2 separate regions of the Mus musculus genome follow, and region 1 is linked to region 2. Evidence: chromatin loops called from intact Hi-C (ENCODE). Cell type or tissue: gastrocnemius. All regions are shown on one strand. Each heading gives the region's core, and the rest is flanking DNA. Links, peaks and the distances in the headings are about the cores only. Region 1 holds the start of Mucl2 (mucin-like 2). Region 2 has its middle 150 kb from the start of Mucl2.

Region 1 (11,152 bases), core at 1,211-9,210, 150 kb before region 2:
GTAGAGGGAGGAGAACTGTAATCATGATAGAAAAGAATCTATTTTTCAATAAAGGAGAAAAAAATCTCTGTGATTTCATTTTAGTGAATAAGAGTGACCAAGATTAATGAAACAAGACAGCTCATGATGGTGCAGATGTAGGATAAGAGGAGCACTCGTCCATTCTAAGGAGCAAAAACTCACCCAGTGACTTTGGAAATCAGTATGTGATTCCTCAGGAAGCACATGTGTGTCTTCTGTTTTTTCCTTGTTATTGCTTTTCCTCTGTTTACTTGTTTACTTTGTGTTATTCTGGTTTTTATGTTTTCTTATTGGCCTGTTTGTTTTCTAAAGACAGAGAGAAAGAAGATAAGAAGTTGGATATATGGGGAAGTGGAGAAGATCTAGGAGGAAATGAAGGAGGGGAAACCACAATCAGAATATACCATATGAAAATAAATATATTCTATAAAAAAGTTTTGCTGCATAGAGTACTCTGGGTTGGCAGTCATTTCTTTTCAAAAATTGGAATACATAATTCTACATTCTAGCTTTTAGAGTTTCTGTTTAAACAATCTCATGGCTTTTAATATATATATGGCTTGGTGTTTTTATTGTGCAGCTTCATTATTTCTTCTTTGTTCCTTACACCTACTGTTTTAACTATAGCATGGTTTGAGTGGAGACTTTTTCCTGATCTTGTCTGCTTGATGGCCTAAATGTCTCCTAAATCTGATGTCGTTTCTTTCTCTACATTTTGAAAATTTTATGCTTTGATTTTATGTATCATTTGTGTATGTAGCCTAAACTGATTCTCCTGCTACCCTCATGATTATACAATTTTAAGCTTTGTGTCCCACAGATCCCAATTGTGCTGTTCATACTTTCTTATTATTTTAAAATTCAACATGATTTTCTTCCTTTTAATTATTAATATATTATTTTTTATTGGGTATTTATTTCATTTACATTTCCAATGCTATCCCAAAAGTCTCCCACACGCTCCCCCACCCACTCCCCCACCCACCCACTCCCACTTCTTGGCCCTGTTGTTCCCCTGTACTGAGGCATATAAAGTTTGCACGACCAATGGGCCTCTCTTTCCACTGATGGCCGACTAGGCCATCTTCTGATTCATATGCAGCTAGAGACACGAGCTCCAGGGCGGGGTGGGGGGGGTACTGGTTAGTTCATATTGCTGTTCCACCTATAGGATTGCGGATCCCTTTAGCTCCTTGGGTACTTTCTCTAGCAACTCCATTGGGGGCCCTGTGATCCATCCAATAGCTGACTGTGAGCATCCACTTCTGTGTTTGCTAGGCCCCGGAATAGTCTCACAAGAGACAGCTATTTTTTTAAAGGTAAATATAAAAGAAAAGCTAATTAATATTTTTTCTTTGATAGAATGGATTTTAATTCATTCCTTCCCTCTGCTGTTTTAAATAATAAACTGCACTGACTGGGGCTGTGCAGCTTAGCTCTAGCTCAAACCTGTAAAACCAGAGTTTTGAGTGTGCAATGTTGAAATGATTTCAATTGAATTGTCTTTGGTTTGAGTTTCTGTTTAGTTAAATAAGGTGTAAAACTTCCTTTTCCCCAGACTTTAGCACAAAATATTGCTTTAGGGAAATGTTCACCCATTATTATTTTAAAAAGTGGGGGATGGCCGGGCGGTGGTGACACACGCCTTTAATCCAAGCACTTGGGAGGCAGAGGCAGGTGGATTTCTGAGTTCAAGGCCAGCCTGGTCTACAGAGTGAGTTCCAGGACAGCCAAGGCTACACAGAGAAACCCTGTCTCAAAAAAAAAAAAAAAAAAAAGTGGGGGATGGTCATCCATCCCCTGCTTGGGTTTCTAAACCTAAAGAAGGAATGTTAACATCATACATGATATTTAGGCTGGAAATGTTCATCCTACCACAGTGAAAGCTATGCCAGCATCTGCTCCTGTAGTCTCCACAGGCCAGGTCAGTTTGCATGTGGCTGTGACATAGCTCTGCCTTCACTGCACTCAGGTCACCACTGTGCTTCCTATTTTGCATCATTATTCCTTCTTACAGCTTCAGGCTGCACATTACATTTCAGCCTCTCCTCCTCATAGTGATTTTCCCTGCTTACTGTGATCCCAGCTGCTGTCATGCCTCCAAAGCCTGTTTCATCTCTCCAGCCTGTGGTTCCTGCAGCATTTGTGTGCTGCTGAGCAGAGTGGAGTGGGAAGGGAGAGAAGGGAGAGGAACTGAAGCACCTCTTGGTAGTTTCCACAGACATTGCTCAAGATGCATGGATTGTTGACATTACTGCCTGCTGCTTTTCAGAGATTCCCTTTATCATCAGTGATTATCTCCTGTAGGAAGAAAAACTACTGTTCTTAATCCTGTTTTCTTTCATAGATCACAATAGGGCACAATCTGCCATCTCACTCAGAAGTCAACATGTGCTTTTTTCCTTTCTCACACCCCTACTGTTTTCTGCCCCCTAAAGATGCCTTTCCTTCCCACACAGTCCCCACATATGCTTTTATAACACAATGATTTCATGGCCCTTTCTTTTCTACTTTCCCTCTTTCTAGATCATTTCCTTGTCCCCCCATATAGTACTCTCCTTCCTTTAATGTCATATGCATATTTGTAATGAAATTTTTTCCTTCATACATGCTACAATGAATTTTTATCCTTTTGCTATTTCTTTATTTTCCAATGTAGTCGGTTTTTTGTTTCAGTTTTAGCTTGGTATTTTTGAGTTTTTGCAGTTGTTGTTATTTGAAGTATGTATAGATTGAGGTATATGTGTGCTTTGTTTTCTACAATTTTTCCAATATCTATCATAGTGCCTAGTCATAATTATAAGTCTGGGTGTGGTGACATAAACCTTTAATCTCAACACTTAAGATGTAGATGCAGGAGGATCAGAAGTTCAAAGCTAGCTTTGGCTATGAGAAATGTTAAGTTATAGACAAAACAAAGCAAAAACTGAAAAAAAATAAAAGAAGAAAGAGAAGAAAGAAAAGAAAGAGAAACAACCAACCAACCAAACAAACAAACAAAAATGTTTAGTGGACTCAGTGGATGCAGTAATTAAAAACGCTATTTTTTCCCTGTCCTTTGTCTCTAATACTTTGAATTTTATACAAGAATTGCTGAAATACTGTGAAGTCACATTTGGTCTTTCCATCAGTGTTGGGTTCACTTTCCCTGTGATAGGATGGCCCTTACTGAATATACACTGTGGACACTCTGGAAAACACTTGGTTTTCAGCAGCTTTACCCCTTGAATTAGACACAAATCTGAGTATTCTGAAAGTTTCTAATTTGAACTATCTTGAAAGGAGAGTACAGACATTGGTAGGACCATGCCTACATCACAGCTTCTTGGAGTTTATAAGTATGGCAGCCCCGTGCCTCACACAAGAGAAAGACAGAAGTTATTTACTGGACAACAGCTTGACTGAACACTTACATTATCAGAATTAAGGATTTGCCAAACATTTGAAGTCATGACCTTTCTAAATGGCCTCTGGCTGTGTGGTTGATTCTCATTTACTTCACTTCCCAACCTTTCCTGTTACACACCTACCAGGTTGTGGCAGCTTCTGATTGGTGTGCTCTACCTATATAGTCCTTGATGTGGAACCCTGGTGTCAAGAGTCTTCCTTGTCTCCTGGTATTGGAGCTTGATCTTGTGTGTTTCCTGCTCTTCTACTTGTCACCATGAAGTTCCTGGCACTCCTTGTGTTGCTTGGTGTTTCCACTATCCTAGTCTCTTGCCGTAAGTAAAGATTTTTACTTTAACTTAAAATGGGGTCCATAATACATGAAAATACTTACTCAGTGAAACATGAATTTATGGATTCTTACATGCTGCTATTTCCTGTCCTCTTATCTAGTACCTGGTACTATCTCATTTTTTAAACTTAAACAGTTTTTTTTTTCTTTTTTGGTAATTTATTTATTCACTTTACATCCTGTTCACATTTATCTTTATCATTGTCTGTGTGTGTGTGTGTGTGTGTGTGTGTGTGTGTGTGTGTGTATCTGCCATATGGTGTCAGGGTCTCAAACATATTGTTATGCATGTGAGGAGGTTAGAGACAGGAGTCAGTTCTCTCCTTCAACTATGGGATCAGCTCATATCACCCAGCTAGTAAGAGAAGAGCTTTTACCTACTGAGCCATCTTGCTGGTACTCACCTCCATTTTGACACATCATTGTAGGTAGGTAGGCTCCACCGGGGTTCCTAATTCAGTCCAGTTTTTCCTCTATTCTGAACATGGCACTGAAATGCTTTTTTAATGTCAATAAGTTACATTTGAGAATGTGACTAAAGACTTATTTCAGGAAAGCAAAACTGACCACATGTTAGATGTCAAAGGTTTTCTTTATCTGTTCATGTGCTTCCCTCAATCTGTCTACTTAGTTGCACATGTCTCTATTAGTGTTCATCTTCTCGATCTCATCAAAACGTTACTTAAGTTCTTCTGTCTTATTTTGCTTATTTTTCTTCAGAGGACCCGGAGACAAACAGTACTGAAACTTCTGGAACTGGTGAGTCTGAGTACCATTCATTACCTTCCTACCATAACCATTTTCCCTTCACAGCCTCTTGGTAACCAATATCATTTGGATACTATGATATGTGAGGAAATTTTAGTAAAATGATGGAAAGCTTCAATCTTGATTATAAAATTATTTTTAATGTAATGATAACATTTTATTCCTCATATAAAGATAATTAAACCTCTGACATGGACTAAGAGGAACTCTAGGCATTCATTGTTCTTATGTAGTAGATAAAAGGTCATGAAGTCTGATACTGTAGCTTTAATTTTATATGTGAGTGCACAGAAGGTCTTCCACAAATTAAAGGAAGGATTGATTTTATAACTCATGTGTATAAAAGAGAGCAATTAACACTGGAACAGACAGCAAATTCCTAAAAGTGCTATGGACTGAGTGCCTGGGAACATATGCCAGGGTGGGTTGAGGCAGAAGCAGAGGCCTGTGCTTTACATAGGTGTGTTAGTCTCAGAATCATGTTTGATTTTCTTCTTGGAACTGGTACTGGAGGCTGTTGCCTAGGAAGTTTTTTTGTGAATTTTGGACAATAGTGTCTGTAACTAGCTTGGGCTTTATTTTTATGTTCATGCCTGTCACAAAGTGCTTGCTTATGTCTTGGTCAGTGTCATTGCCCAAGAAAATAGTAAGGTCATGAAAGATAAAGCAATAACATATGTGACAGACTAAATATTTGATAGAATTAGTGAATTCAGAATAAAGAATGAATGTATAATTCTGGGTGGGACCAATAACATTCCAAAAAAGTGTCAGTATCTCACTGGAGATTTTCCTTCTAATTTCAGCTGATTCTGCTGGTGAAAATACTGGCTCTGAAACTCAGGCAGATAGTACTGATCAAAATCAAGAAGTTGATTCCTCTGATTCAGTCGAAGAAGAAAATGTGAACACTGATGATACCAACACTGCTAATGAGGCCTCTGAGGAAGACAACAAGGAAGAGTTAAATGATAACAGTACCGGGGATAATACCTCTGATCAGAACAGTGGCGTTGACAACACTGAAACGGAAGACGAGTCCAATGCAAAAACTAAACTTGAAAACATGAAAACCGGTAAAAAAACATTTCATCTAATTTTGTTCTTTATGGAATTCTTCGAATCCTTAGGTTCCCCATGGCTACAGTGAACTGTACTTTCATGAGGAAGTAGGGGAGGGTAAGGAGAGGGAGAAGAAGAGACCCTTTTTTCCCCCTCTTTTCTAAGTTCATCATATTGTTTATATTTAAGCACCAGAAGGATCAGAAGTTGACAAGAGTATGTTATCAATCAATTTTATCATCAATTTTAGCTGCATCTATCTTGCAATATTAGATCTGTTAGAGACAATGTAAATACAGCAGAAATTATTGAAAGTGTAAAGTGTCTCCAGGTAGCATGGCAACTGCATGGCTTTTCTTTTTCTTAAATAAAAAGTCATGTTTTCTTTGGAGACTATTCTAAAAATTGAAATAGAAAATGGCTTTGTGATGAGGTCTTCCATGGATGGCTGTTAAAACATAAATCAGGAGACATCTTAAAGTTTAAAAATTTATTTAGCATGAGGGTTTTTTTTTCCTAGCCCTTCAACTTTAAAGTAATACCAATTATATTATACTATATCATGTTTTATGCATATGTCAGGCATCATGTTATAAAATTCACATTTCTGATCTGATTCAGATCTCTAGAAAATTAGTCCAGGTAATATATATTTTAAAAATGAAAGAATGGGAGGCTTCAACTGAGCAGCTTTTCTCTGAGAGATAGGGCAGTGATGGAGGATGGCGCTTGCCCTCAGAGGACAAAGTGCTGAGGAACCTTCTCCAGGTATTGCTTCTCTTTCATATCTGGACTGTTGTTTATCATTGTGCTTGGTGATCTGTGCTGGCAAATGCTGAGTGAGTATATGGCCATAGTTTCTTTACCAGAGAAGCTGGATTCCTTGTGCACTAAAAGAAGGAAAATTAATGCTAACCACCCTCCTTTATAACTCTGTAAAAGTCCGGCTTAATGGCTCCATTGTAGACTATATATCCAAATAGTGTAGATGGGAAATAAAAATTGGTTGGTTTATTTATTTTTGAGACAGTGCTTCACTATGTAGTCCAGACTAGCCATGAATTCTTGGCCTTCCTGCCAGTAATTCCTGAAGGTAATGAACTTGGGCCTCTGCCACCAAATCTGTGACTTTTAACTTTGAGAGATGAAAATTTCATGTGTTTTTGTTGTTGTTGTTGTTGTGGCTTCTATCAAACATAAAAGAGTTGGTAGTCCTCGTTCAGGTTAAAACAAAAAAATGAAATCTCAAAAAATCCTTGTTACTTTTTCTTTCTCTTACAGTTATTAAAAGTGGGGTTGAAAAACTAAAGAATTTCTTACAACGTGGATGAGTTTGCATCTTCTACTACTGATCTTTCTGAAACAGACTAGCACATTCTTGATTTGATTTCCTCCAGTTATTTATCCTGACTATTCTCCCTCTCTCTCATTGCTAACTTTTATCTTTTATCAAATAAATTGTAATCATGAGCAGCATCAAAATGCTTTTGTTTTTTTTTTTGTTTGTTTGTTTTTTGTTTTTGTATGGACTGATGTTGAATGTGTAGGCAAAAACCATGGAGATGCAAAATATTCTCAGGTAGTACCTCAGTCTCTTTTTAAAAATTGGGCTATAGTTTTATCTTAAAGATTACTGAGTTCATTCCATGATATAAACACAGAATTGAAAGTCTGAGAAAGACTTTAAATAATAACTATATCTATAAATAAGATATAAATATTAGGCATATCACTAGAGGCCTGAGCTTTTAATATTAACATACTATTTTCAATATTAATATACTAACTAAGTGGTTTAAGTGTTCAGTTTCATTCATGTATTTGCAGACAAACACTCATACATATAAAATAAAAATAATCCTTTAAAAAGATTATGTTGGGTACTTTAGAGCCTGGATTTCAGTTTCAGTGAAATTGAAGGTGTGTTGATTATCTTATGAGTAGGCAAAGAGCAAGAGTTCACAAGTCTACAAGCATAAATAAGGCTAGGGCCTGATGACCTTACTCCTGGATTTTACAAAACCTTTACAAACTTGGGGTAATACTACTTAATTATTCAAAGTTTAATGAGAGATGATCTCTCAAAACTCATTCTAGAAAGCCAAGGTTACCCCCTTTACCCAAACTAGACAAGGACATGACAGTAAAAACGAAAAAGGAAAGTTTAGTTGTTAATGATCATCGATTCAAAAGTACAGAGCAAATGAAGTACCATCAAATAGATCAGTCATGATGATACAGTTGGGTTTATCCCAGAGATATCAGTTATAACTAGGAAATGAACAGAATAAAAATAGAAGCATGCTAGTCATTTCAGTATATAATTCAAAAGTATTTAATAAAATTTAATATCCATTTCCCTTCATGATAAAAGCCCTAAACAAATTATATCTAGAAGGCAGGTATTTCAACTGAAATCCCATTACACTTATTCAATATATTACCATAACTCTTATCTAGAAGACTTAGATAAGATAAAGAAATGATAGGGATATATAAGTAAGGGAGGAAGTATGATAACTTGCTTGCAAATGATATGATTCTTCAAAGAGAAACATCTAAAAATTCTAACAAAAGTTCCTTGGATCTGATCATTTAATTCAGTTAAATACCAGGATGCATATTCATACAGAAACCAGTAAGTTTTACCACATTAAGAGTGGATTTGTCAGAGAGAGATGCTGGAGAGATTGCTCTTTGATTAAGAACACTGGTTGCTCTTCCAGAGGTCCTGAGTTCAATTCCCTGCAACAACAGGGTGGCTCACATACATCTGAAATGGGATCTGATGCCCTCTTACAGTGTGTCTGAAGACATCCCTAGTGTACTTATATAATAAATAAACCTTTGGGGGGAAAAAGAGTGGATTTGTCCAGAATTAAATCTCAAAAGCAGTCTCATTTCTAATATCTAAAGCTGTACCTATAAATATACTCAGTTAGGAAGTGAAATACCAATATAGTGGAAATTCTAAAACACTACCAAATCATTTGAAGACATGTTAAAAATATAAATATTGCCCATTTCCTGGGTTGTTAAAATTGGGATTGTTAAAATATTATTATTATCCAGAATAACTCAAATGAAAAATAATCATCAAAATATTAATAATTCTCTTCAGAGGACTAGAATTTATTATCAAAGGATACTGAATAGCTCAAACTGTCTTGAAACACACTAGCAAAGCCAAAAGCAGGAAGAGACCTGTTCTTAAGCTACAGAGTCATAGTAAACTAACACTGTAGTATGTGTATAGAAACAGACAGGCTAGTGTTCCCAGAGTTACCAGAATAAAGCAACCCATTGACAACTATTGATTTATTCCAAGGTAGCAAAACAAACAAATGAACAAACAAACAAACAACAAAATGTTGGAGAAAAGATCAATTCAGTAACTGGGAAACCTGGAAGTGAACATAAAAAGGCAAAGGCCAATTTTCAAGACAGACAGAGCTATACAATGAGACCATGTCTCAAAACATAAATTAATTAGATAAATAGATAGAAACTGAGCAGTGGTGGCACATACCTTTAATCCCAGGACTTGCAAGGCAGAAGTAGGCAGATTTCTGATTTTGAGGACAGCCTGGTGTAAAAAGTGAGTTCCAGGACAGCCAGGGCTATACAGAGAAACCCTGTCTCAAAAAACCAAAAAAAAAAAAAAAAAAAAAAAAAAAAAAAAAAAAAAAGATAGATAGATAGATAGACAAACAGACATACAGAACCCCATTTTCAAACACTGGCCACATAATGTATATGCTAAAACTATCTAGTGCATTTTGTAGCTGTCCAGAAGCCTCAGTGAACTGGGTACCTGAAAGGGAGTCTGGGAATGAAAAAGGAGAGAAAGATGAAGCTAAGACAAAGGTTTCTGATTAAGGCTCAAAGTTTAATTTTCAGCTCTGTATTTATATTGGCAAAACCCAAGAAATGCAAATGCACTGACTTCAGGCAAGTTGTAAAACCTTCAGAGTTTACTTAGCTTATTCAAGGCTGGGGAAAGGGCACAGCATTTCACAGATGCTGACCCACCTAATTAATCCTTAACTCCAGGCCTAGCCCCTGGTAAGTATCCTAAAGTACCATACACTTGTTCTACCCCAGTGCCCCAGACCTAGTTCAGGCTGTGCATCCTTGACAGCCCATAACATCCCCAAGACCTGAAAAGGTAATAGAAGCAATAAAGAAAACACAAGTTGAGGCAATTCTTGTGTGGTGCTTTGAATATTCTTGGCCCAGGGAGTGGCCTTGTTAGAGTAGGTGTGTCATTCTGGGCATGGGCTTTATGACTCTCATCCTAGTTGCCTGGAAGCTAGTCTACTCTTGTTTGTCTTCAGAACAAGATGTTGAACCCTCAACTTCTATGCTATGACTGTATGGATACTGCTATGCTCCCAACTTGATAATGGATTGAACCTCTGAACCTGTAAGCTAGCCCCAAATAAATGTTGTCCTTTAGAAGTGTTACTTGTCATGGTGTCTCTGCCCAGCAATGGGAACTTACCAAGCCAATTCAATGAGCAGTGGGCAGAAGTGAGGATTGAAAAGAAAACCACAATTAGACAAATATTATAACATGACTCCAGTCAGTGCTGAGGTTGAAGTGGGTTTATTTTTTCCCCAGAAGCCTTTATACCTTTCTAGGCACTTGCAGAGAACAGGGTTAGTTCTTAGATCAAAGACAAAGTAAGTAAACAAGGCAAAGAACAAAGAGATCACTCCAGGTAGAAGTCAAACCAAGGAATAAACAAGTCCCTGGAGTCACTCAGTCTGGGGGCTTATCAGGATTACCAAGACAAAAGGGAAGTCACACATTCTTTGGGGTTGTTCACCTTGATCCTTATATTAGCTCAAGTGTGAGTATTCTTATCTGAACCTACTTCTTCCTCTGAGCCCACTGACCAGAACACACTAAATTTCTATAGCAGCACCAAAAGCTGAACATTAGGAGCCCTGTCAAAGACACACAAACATACTCATCACACACATTCAAACAGGCACACATGTTGCTCACACAAACATAATAAGAACTGCAAGAATGGAGTTGTAGATAGATGTCATCTCTGGCATATGCTATTCCCTGGTTTAGAAAGCAGGATCTAGTGGTATAGCATCAGAGGAAGATCAGGGTCTTTCCACATCTCTAGCCCTTCTGATGAACTCACAGAACTCCTCAAAGTGCCAGATGGTCAGGATGCATAGAGAAAAAGTTTCTTCATGATAACTTGGGCATTTCATGTGTGATTCTTGGGTTTTGTGGCATTAGAGACAGAGAGGAATTGCCAATGAGTTGCAAAAGGCCTGCTTTCTTTTGAGATTCTTAGATCCTATACACCTAAAATAATCCCATTGGACTGCAAATTGCTTCCTGTGTTGCTCTGACACTTTCCTGTCCATTGTCTAACATAATCTGAGATTTAAAGACAATTTATGGAAAATGTAGAGAGTTCAGATTGTCCATAGCCATTGGATTGGGAGAAAGAAAGAAACAAATGGGAAGGGGAGGGTAAAAGGGGGAGGGCAAGACCTGATGCCTTTCTTTAAGTTCTGTCACTTACAAGA
Region 2 (11,152 bases), core at 1,284-9,283:
GATTGTTGACATTACTGCCTGCTGCTTTTCAGAGATTCCCTTTATCATCAGTGATTATCTCCTGTAGAAAGAAAAACTACTGTTCATAATCCTGTTTTCTTTCATAGATCACAATTTGGGCACAATCTGCCACCTCACTCAGAAGTCATGTGCTTTTTTCCTTTTTCACACCCCTACTGTTTTCTGCCCCCTTAAGATGCCTTTCCTTCCCACACAGTCCCCACATATTCTTTTATAACACAATGATTTCATGGCCCTTTCTTTTCTACTTTCCCTCTTTCTAGATCATTTCCTTGTCCCCCCATATAGTACTCTCCTTCCTTTAATGTCATATGCATATTTCTAATTAAATTTTTTCCTTCATACATGCTACATTGAATTTTTATCCTTTTGTCATTTCTTTATTTTCCAATGTAGTCATTTTTTTGTTTCAGTTTTAGTTTGGTATTTTTGAGTTTTTGGAGTTGTTGTTATTTGAAGTATGTATAGATTGAGGTATATGTGTGCTTTGTTTTCTACAATTTTTCCAATATCTATCATAGTGCCTAGTCATAATTATAAGTCGGGGTGTAGAGACATAAAACTTTAATCTCAACACTTAAGATGTAGATGAAGGAGGATTAGAAGTTCAAAGCTAGATTTGGCTATAAGAGATGCTATGTTAAAGACAAAACAAAGCAAAAAATGAAAAAAAAAGAAGAAAGAAAGAAAGAAAGAAAGAAAGAAAGAAAGGAAGATAGAAAGAAAGAAAGAAAGAAAGAGAGAGAGAGAGAAAGAGAGAGAGAAGGAGAGAAAGAGAGAAAGAAGGAAAGAAAGAAAGAAAGAAAGAAAGAAAGAAAGAAAGAAAGAAAGAAAGAAAGAAAGAAAGAAAGAGAAGCAAGCAAAAAAAAAGTTTAGTGGACTCTGGATTCAGTCATTAAAAACACTGTTTTTTCCCTGTCCTTTTACTCTAATATTTTGAATTTTATACAAGAATTGCTGAAATACTGTGAAGTCATATTTGGTCTTTCCATCAGTGTTGGGTTCACTATCCCTGTGATAGGAATATACAATGTGGACACTCTGGAAAACACTTGGTTTTCAGCAGCTTTACCCCTTGAATTAGACACAAAGATGAATATTCTGAAATTTTCTAATTTGAACTATCTTGACAGAGTGTGCAGACATTGGGAGGACCGTGCCTACATCTTCAGCTTCTTGGAATTTGTAAGTATGGCAGCCCCGTTCTTCACACAAGAGAAAGATAGAAGTTATTTCTGGGACAACAGCTTGACTGGACATTTACATTATCATAATCAAGGATTTGCCAAACATTTGAAGTCATGACCTTTCTAATTGGCCTCTGGCTGTGTGGTTGATTCTCATTTACTTTAATTCCCAACCTTTCCTGTTACACAAATACCAGGTTGTGGCAGCTTCTGATTGGTGTGCTCTACATATATAGTCCTTGAAGTGGAACCCTGGTGTCAAGAGTCTTCCTTGTCTCCTAGTATTGGAGCTTGATCTTGTGTGTTTCCTGCTCTTCTATTTGTCACCATGAAGTTCCTGACACTCCTTGTGTTGCTTGGTGTTTCCACTATCCTAGTCTCTTGCCGTAAGTAAAGATTTTTACTTTAACTTAAAATGGGGTCCATAATACATGATACTTAGTGAAACATGAATTTATGGATACCTACATGCTGTTATTTCCTGTCCTCTTACCTAGTACCTGGTTCTATCTCAATTTTTAAACTTAACAGTTTTTTTTCTTTTTTAATAATTTATTTATTCACTTTACATCCTGATCACATTTATCTTTATCATTGTTTGTCTGTGTGTCTGTGTGTCTGTGTGTGTGTCTGCCATGTGGTGTCAGGGTCTCAAACATATTGTCATTCATGTGAGGAGGTTAGAGACAGGAATCAGTTCTCTCCTTCAGCTATGGGATCAGCTCATATCACCCAGCTTATAAGAGAAGAGCTTTTACTTACTGAGCCATCTTGCTGGTACTCACCTCCATTTTGACACATCATTATAAGTAGCTAGGTTGACTCCACCGGGGTTCCTAATTCAGTCCAGTTTTTCCTCTATTCTGAACATGGCACTGAAATGCTTTGTTAGTGTCAATAAGTTACATTTGAGAATGTGACTAAAGACTTATTTCAGGGAAGCAAAACTGACCTCATGTTAGATGTCAAAGGTTTTCTTTATCTGTGCATGTGCTTCCCTCAATCTGTCTACTTAATTGTACATGTCTGTAGTAGTGTTCATATTCTCGATCTCATCAAAATGTTACTTAAGTTCTTCTGTCTTATTTTGCTTATTTTTCTTCAGAGGACGCAGAGACAAACAGTGCTGACACTTCTGAAACTGGTGAGCCTGAGTCTGAGTAACTTTCATTACCTTCCTACCATAACCATTTTCCCTTCACAGCCTCTTGGTAACCAAAGTGTTTTGGATATTTTGAGATGTGAGGAAATTTTAGTAAAATCCATGGAAAGATTCAATCCTAATTAAAAATTATTTTTAATAAATGACAACATTTTATTCCTCATATAAAGATAATTAAGCCTCTGACGTGGACTAAGAGGAACTCTAGGCATTTATTGTTCTTATATAGTATATAAATGTCATGAAGTCTGATACTGTAGCTTAACTTTTATGTGTGAGTACACAGAAGGTCTTCCACACATTAAAGGAAGGACTGATTAAATAAATTTTGTGTATAAAAGAGAGCAAGTGTCACTGGAACAGACAGCAAATTCCTGAAATCACTATGGACTGAGGGCCTGGGAACATATGCCAGGTTGGGTTGAGGCAGAAGCAGAGGCCTGTGCTTTACATAGGTGTGTTAGTCTCAAAATGATGTTTGTTTTCCTTCTTGGAACTGGCAGTGGAGGCTGTTGCCTAGGAAGTTTCTTTGTGAATTTTAGGCAATGGTGCCTGTAACTAGCTTGGGTTTTATTTTTGTGTCCATGCCTGTCACAAAGTGCTTGCTTGTGTCTTGGGTCAGTGTCATTGCCCAAGGAAATTATAAGGTCATGAAAGATAAAGCAATAACATATGTGATAGATTAAATATTTGATAGAATTAGTGAATTCAGAATAAAGAATGAATGTATAATTCTGGGTGGAACCAATGACATTCCAAAGAAGAGTCAGTATCTCACTTGGAGGGTTTCCTTCTAATTTCAGCTGATTCTACTGGTGGAAATACTAGCTCTGAAACTCAGGCAGATAGTACTAATGAAAACCAAGATGCTGAGTCCTCTAATTTAGCCAAGGAAGAAAATGAGAGCACTGAGAATACCAACACTGCTAATGAGGCCTCTGAGGAGGACAAAAAGGGAGAGACAGATGATAACATTACCAGGGAAGACACCTCCACTCAGAAAGAAGAGGATGATACCTCTAATCAGACCAAAGTGGGTGACACCTCCATTCAGAAGGAAGAGGATGATACCTCCAATAACATAGAAGGGGATAATACCTCTAATCAGAACAATGTGAATGATACCTCCAATGAGAAACAAGAGGATAATACCTCTCATAAAAAAGAAGGCAATGACAAGACTGAACAGAAAAAAGAAGATGGCAAAAAAAATTTAATATTATTGGAAAAATGAAAGGTAAAAATCATTTCATCTAATTCTGTTCTTTATGGAACTCTTTGAATCCTTAAGTTCCCCATGGCCACAGTAAACTGTACTTTCGTGAGGAAGTAAGGAGAGGAAGAAGAAGATACCCTTCTTTTATTCCTCTTTTCTAAGTTCATCACATTGTTTATATATAAGCACCAGAAGGATCAGAAGTTGACAAGAGTATGTTATCAATTTTAGCTGCATCAATCTTGCAATATTAGATCTGTTAAAGACAATGTAAATACAGCAGAAATCATTGAAAGTGTAAAGTGTCTCCATGTAGCATGGCAACTGCATGGCTTTTCTTTTTCTTAAATAAAAGTCTATGTTTTCTTTGGAGACTATTCTAAAAATTGAAATAGAAAATGGTTTTGTGATGAGGTCTTCCATGGATGACTGTTAAAACATAAATCAGGAGACTTCTAAAAGTTTAAAAGTTTATTCCGTATGAGGGTTTTTTTTCCTAGCCCTTCAACTTTAAAGAAATACCAATTATATTATACTATATTATATTTTATGCATATGTCAGGCATCATGTTATAAAATTCACATTTCTGATGTGATTCAGATCTCTAGAAAATTAGTCCAGGTAATATATACTGTAAAAATGAAAGAATGGGAGGCTTCAACTGAGCAGCTTTTCTCTGAGAGAAAGGGCAGTGATGGAGGATGGTGTTTGCCTCAGAGGACAAGGTGCTGAGGAACCTTGTCCAGGTATTGCTTCTCTTTCATATCTGGACTGTTGTTTATCATCTTGCTTGGTGATCTGTGCTGGCAGATGCTGAGTGAGTATATGGCCACAGTTTCTTTACCAGAGAAGCGGGATTCCTTGTGTACAAATAGAAGAAAAATTAATGCTAATTATCATCATTTAAAACTCTGTAAAATGTCTGGCTTAATGGCTCCATTGTAGTCTAAATATCCAAATACTGAAGATGGGAAATAAAATTTGGTTGGTTTATTTATTTTTGAGACAGTGCTTCATTACATAGTCCAGACTAGCCATGAATCCTTGGCCTTCCTGCCAGTAATTCCTGAAGGTAACAAACTTGGGCCTTTGCCACCAAATCTGTGACTTTTATCTTTGACGGATGAAAATTTCATGTGTTTTGTGTTGTTATTGTTATTGTTGTTGTTGTTTTTGCTTCTACCAAACATAATAGAGTTGTTAGTCCTCGTTCAGGTTAAAACAAAAAAATGAAATCTCAAAAATCCTCCTTATTTTTTTCTTTCTCTTACAGAAATGAAAAAGAAGATGAATGTAATGATATTGAATAACATTCATGGTAGATGAGTTTGCATCTTCTACTACTGACCTTTCTGACACAGACTAGAACATCCTTGATTTGATTTCCTCCAGTTATTTACCCTGACTATTTGCTCTCTCTCTCATTGCTAACTTTTATCAAATAAATGGTAATCATGAGCAGCATCAAAATGATTTTGGTTTTTTTGTATGGACTGATGTTGAATGTGTAGGCAAAACCATGGAGATGCAAACTATTCCCAGGTCCTCCCTTGAGCTCTTTTTAATAACTGGGCTATGGTTATCTGAAAGATTACTGAGTTCATTCCATAACATAAACACAGAATTGAAAGTCTGAGAAAGACTTTAAATAATATCTATATATTTAAATAAGACATAAATATTAGGCATAACACTAGAGCTTTTAATATTAATATACTATTTTTCAGTATTAATATACTAACCAATTGGTTTAAGTGTTCAGTTTCATTCTTCTAAATTTTCTTGAATTATTAATATTATTACTATTTTATCTGAAGTGATTTAGAGGTGACAGTGATGAAATAACATCCTGAATCTGCTACTGGCCTGACACAGGCAACCAGACTCTGAAGGTCTTAGGACTGAACTTGTCATTAAGGTAGCAAATGAATTCTGGAGTTTGACCAAAGGATAACACACTAGCATCAGATGGGATCCCTCAGTGACAGTGATTAAATGAGACAAAACGTTAAGAGTCCCTCAGCATTTTTTTTTTTTTGTGCACCAAACAAGTTTAATATATGACATAAAGCATTCCCTCTCTCAGCTAAAGAGTAAGCACTGCTCTATCACCAATTACAAATTTTGTTTCTTAGGATTCTGTCTTTTTAGATAAGATTCATTAAAATTTGAGATATTACCATTTTACTCTCCCCCAAAGCATCAAATCCACAGAAATGTCCTGATTCCCTGATAACTTACCCTGTTTTCTGACTCAAGACCAAATGCTATGTTAATATTTTCACAAAGGCAGCGCCACTCCCTGGTATTTCTACTATTGTGCTATGTCCTTGATTGACTAATGTGATAAAATTTCCTAGATTTTTCAGTTATAACTAAACTTGAGATAGTCATCATGGCAAGTTTTGAAACAAACTGCCAAGTTAGAATGGGTGGTTAATGTGACTGTTACTTGGCCCCTTATTTGTTTCACTGACTTGACTAGAAACCTAATCATCATTTGTCATAGGTATGCAGGTAGTAGTCTAGGGGATTACTGAGTTCATTCCATGATATAAAAATAGGATTGAAAGTCTGGGAAAAACAGAAGACACAAAAAAGGCAAAGGTAACAGATTAATTGTCAACAGCTCCCATCTGTATGGGTGGGGCTATAAAGCAGACTTCTGGTAAACAGACTCTGGGTTGGGTGTTTTATTGTGTGTCTTTGTTTTTCCCTATTTCCTGTTGGATCTGTTTTGATACATGTACCCATTCCTTCTCACTATTCTCTTCACAGCGTCTTCTGGGAATAAGAAGCTAACATCTTAGAGAGCCTGCCTTCTCTTTGCTTGTTTACCAATGTCCCTCTAACTTTCTATCAAATGAGTCTGTGGACCATTTTTCAGGAACACTGTCTGCAGCTTTGAAGGCTTTGTATTTAATTTTGACTTTCTGATCAGAACTCATCAATTAGTCATATTCCTTAGCCACTATAGTGTACTCAGTTGGTTGATGCACCTTAAGGAGATATTTGATTATTAAAACTACGACTTTTGGGTCTGGAGAGATGGTACTTGTTATTCTTGCAGTCAGCCTGGGTTTGGTTTCTGTGATTCATACAATGGTCTACAAACATCTATAACTCCAGTTCCAAAATCCTTTTCTGGCCCCGGCAGACATGTGTGACATGTATGCATTTGCAGACAAACACTCATACATATAAAATAAAAATAATCCTTTAAAAAGATTGTGTTGGGTACTTTAGAGCCTGGATTTCAGTTTCAGTGAAATTGAAGCTGTGTTGACTATCTTATGAGTAGGCCAAGAGCAAGAGTTCACAAGTCTACAAGCATAAATAAGGCCAGGACCAGATGACCTTATTGCTGGATTTTACCAAAGCTTTAGAAACCTGGGGTAATACTACTTAATTATTCAAAGTTTAATGAGAGATGATCTCTCAAAACTCATTCTAGAAATCCAAGGTTACCCCTTTTACCTGAACTAGACAAGGACATGACAGTAAAAATGAAAAAGGAAAGTTTAGATGTTAATGATCATCGACTCAAAAGTACAGAGCAAATGAAGTACCATCAAACAGATCAGTCATGATGATACAGTTGGGTTTATCCCAGAGATATCAGTTATAACTAGGAAATGAACAGAATAAAAATAGAAGCATGCTAGTCATTTCAGTATATAATGCAAAAGTATTTAATAAAATTTAATATCCATATCCCTTCATGATAAAAGCCCTAAACAAATTATATCTAGAATAAAACAACCCATTGACAACCACTGATTATTCCAAGGTAGCAAAACAAACAAATGAACAAACAAACAAACAAACAACAAAATGTTGGAGAAAAGATCAATTCAGTAAATGGTAAACCTGGATGTGAACATAAAAAGGCAAAGGGCAATTTTCAAGACAGAGCTACACAATGAGACCATGCCTCAAAAAAAAATTAATTCGATAAATAGAAGCTGGGTGGTGGTGGCACATGCCTTTAATCCCAGCACTTGGGAGGCAGAGGCAGGAAGATTTCTGAGTGCAAGGACAGCCTGGTGTCCAATGTGATTTCCAGGACAGCCTAGGCTATACAGAGAAACCCTGTCTCGAAAAACCAAAAAAAAATAAATAGATGATAGATAGATAGATAGATAGATAGATAGATAGATAGATAGATAGATAGAAGATAGATAGATAGACAGACAGACAAACAGACATACAGAACCCCATTTTCAAGCACTGGCCACATAATATATATGCTAAAACTATCTAGTGCATTTTGTAGCTGTCCAGAAGCCTCAGTGAACTGGGTACCTGAAAGGGAGTCTGGGAATGAAAAAGGAGAGAAAGATGAAGCTAAGACAAAGGTTTCTGATTAAGGCTCAAAGTTTAATTTTCAGCTCTGTGCTTATATAGGCAAACTCCACAGACCTATCCCTTTGTTTCAGCTGGATTAAGTTGCAAAGCAAGCTCAGCAGGCAGTCATCTCCTCCAGGCTCTGGTAGGGAAATGCAAATGCACTGACTTCAGTCAAATTGTAAAACCATCATAGTTTACTTAGCTTATTGAAGGCTGGGGAAAAGGAACAGCATTTCACAGATCCTGACCAACCTATTTCATCCTTAACTCCAGGTCTAGCCCCTGGTAAGTATCCTAAAGTACCATACACTTGTTCTACCCCAGACCTAGTTCAGGCTGTGTGTCATGTGCATTCTTGACAGTCCATAACGTCCCCAAGAACCGAAAAGGTAATAGAAGCAATAAAGAAAACACGAACTGAGGCAACTCTGGTGTGGTGCTTTGAATATTCTTGGCCCAGGGAGTGGCCTTGTTAGAGTAGGTGTGTCATTCTGGGCATGGGCTTTATGACTCTCATCCTACTTGCCTGGAAGCCAGTCTACTCTTGTTTGTCTTCAGAACAAGATGTTGAACTCTCAGCTTCTCTTAAGCTATGACTGCCTGGATACTGCTATGCTCCCAACTTGATAATGGATTGAACCTCTGAACCTGTAAGCTAGCCCCAAATAAATGTTGTCCTTTAGAAGTGTTACCTGTCATGGTGTCTCTTTCCAGCAACAGGAACTAACCAAGCCAATTCAGTGAGCAGTGGGCAGAAGTGAGGCTTGAAAAGAAAAACACAATTAGACAAATATTATAACATGACTCCAGTCAGTGCTGAGGTTGAAGTGGGTTTATTTTTTCCCAGAAGCTTTTATACCTTTCTAGGTACTTGCAGAGAACAGGGTTAGTTCTTAGATCAAAGACAAAGTAAATAAACAAGGCAAAGAACAAAGAGATCACACCAGGTAGTAGTCAAACCAAGGAATAAACAAGTCCCTGGAGTCACTGGGTCTGGGGGCTTATCAGGATTACCAAGACAAAAGGGAAGTCTTGATACTTGCATTAGCCTAAATGTGAATATTCTTACCTGAGCCTACTTCCTCCTCTGAGCCCAGTGACAAGAACTCACCAAATTTCTATAAGCAGCCCCAAGAACTCGACATGAGGAGTCCTGACAAAGACACAGAAACATGCTCATACACACACATTTAAACAAACACATATGTTGCACACACAAACATAATAAGAAATGCAAGAATGGAGTTGTAGACAGATATCTGCTTTGGCATATGCCATTCCCTGCTTTAGAAAGCAGGATCTAGTGTTATAGCATCAGAGGAAGATCATGGTCTTTCCACATTTCCAGCGCTTGTGATGTACTCACAGAACTCCTCAAAGTGCCAGATGGTCAGAATGCATAGACAAAGTTTCTTCATGATAACTTGGGTATTTTACGTGTGATTCTTGGGCTTTGTAGCATTAGAGACATACAGGAGTTGCCAATGAGTTGCCAAAGGCCTGCTTCCTTTTGAGATTTTTAGATCCTATACACCTAAAATGATCCCATTGGGCAGCAAATTGCTTCCTGTGTTGCTCTGACACTTTCCTGTCCACCATCTAACATAATCTGAGATTTAAAGACAATTTATGGAAAACGTAGAGAGTTCAGATTGTCCATAGCCATTGGATTGGGAGAAAGAAAGAAACAAATGGGAAGGGGAGGGTAAAAGGGGGAGGGCAAGACCTGATGCCTTTCTTTAAGTTCTGTCACTTACCAGAAGCATAGAATTCTTGCTAGGCCTTGTAACTCAGTGTAATATATTCATAGCCTTGCATTCTTAGTGTGAGGACAGTGGAGGAAGTCTTTAGCCCTACTGGTTTTATTCAGTCAGTCACCCCTTGGTATATGCAGAAGATGAGTCAATAATCCACAGAGGGATGCCAACATCTAGAAATGCTCATAATCTTTATATAAACATGGTGTAGCATCTGATTAGGATCTGTAAATATCTGCCCATACTTTAAATCACCTGTAGATTACTTGCAACAGCTAGTGCAACATAAATGGTATAGCAATAGTATTATTCAACACTGTTGATCAAAAATATAAAATATCTATATATATCACCTATTTTGGAGGATATTGATAATCTGTTAGATGAATTCTCAGACTCTAAACTACAATTATAGATGGCTAGCCATATTTTGAAAATATTTTTGAAATATCTTTTTTGTATATGTATATGTCTGTCTATATGTATATAGACAGTGTATACTTCGGCCTTAACAATTCAGAAGAGTGTATCAAATACACGGGAACTGAAGTTACAGAATGTTGTGAGCATCATATGTATTCAGGGAACTGAGTTTGGGTCCTCTGAAAAAGGAGACATACCTCTTAAATGCTGGGCCACCCCAGCTGTACTTACTTTTAATACATAATAAATAGACCTGGCCCCATTTCCCCTGGAGAAATGTAGCTTCTGCATTAATATATGTCAGGTTCTAGAAACTTCTGCATCTGTGATGACTCATGACTGAGGTTTCTTCATGCTGGTGATTGCTGTTCTGTTTGTGCTTGATTATTTTCATCGTTCCCTGTTGTCTAAGGGTTTTGTCACCGTGAAGAGATACCATGAGCAAGACAACTCTTATAAAGGCAAACATTTAATTGGGGCTTGCTTACAGTTTCAGAGGTTCAGTCCATCATCACCAGGGTGGGAAGCATGGCATTATGCAGACAGACTTGTTCATGGAGAAAGAGCTGAGAGCCCTACATCTTGATCCAAGGGCAGCCAGAAGGGGGGAGGGGTTCTTCTGCACTGGCCAGGTCTTGAGCTTAGGACTTTAAAGTCCACCCCACAGTGACACACTTCCTCAAACAAGTCCACACCTCCTAACAGTGCCACTTTCCATGGACCAAGCATATTCAAACCACCACATTACACTCTCTAGCCCCCACAGGTTTGTTCAAACATTTGAGTCTATAGAGGCTATATATAATAGCCATATATAAATAAATAGCCATATGTATATATATATACATATATAGCCATATATATATATATCTATATATAATAGCCATAGCATAATGCAAAACATGTTTAGTCTAACTTCAAAAGTTCCCATAGTCTATCATAGTTTGTTGGGAGCTATTAAGACAACTCTATTGTCTTGATCTCTGAATTGGGCCTATCCCCCCAAGAAGAAAAGGGGGTCAAAAGCGGGCCACC

The links. Hi-C counts contacts between places; a loop is a spot of excess contacts. Peaks named below come from ENCODE experiments on the same cell type or tissue, not always from the same donor. Only the 100,000 strongest peaks of a DNase experiment are listed, where the experiment ranks them.
Region 1: a loop joins it to region 2, with 4 times the contacts of the local background. A loop is called at or near these places in 18 of 42 quality-filtered maps.

Annotation. Positions count from the first base shown.
Region 1 is chr15:103,891,775-103,902,926 of GRCm38, reverse strand. Mucl2 (mucin-like 2) reads left to right here and starts at 3,615. Exons shown (of 4, transcript NM_009267.2): 1 at 3,615-3,743; 2 at 4,481-4,519; 3 at 5,335-5,604; 4 at 6,872-7,072. The coding sequence starts at 3,686. The coding sequence ends at 6,921. In gastrocnemius, for the core only: no CTCF peak of the experiment used is centred there; no DNase peak of the experiment used is centred there.
Region 2 is chr15:103,745,824-103,756,975 of GRCm38, reverse strand. It overlaps the pseudogene Mucl1. Among named protein-coding and RNA genes, the nearest start is that of Mucl2, 150 kb to the left of the region's middle. In gastrocnemius, for the core only: no CTCF peak of the experiment used is centred there; no DNase peak of the experiment used is centred there.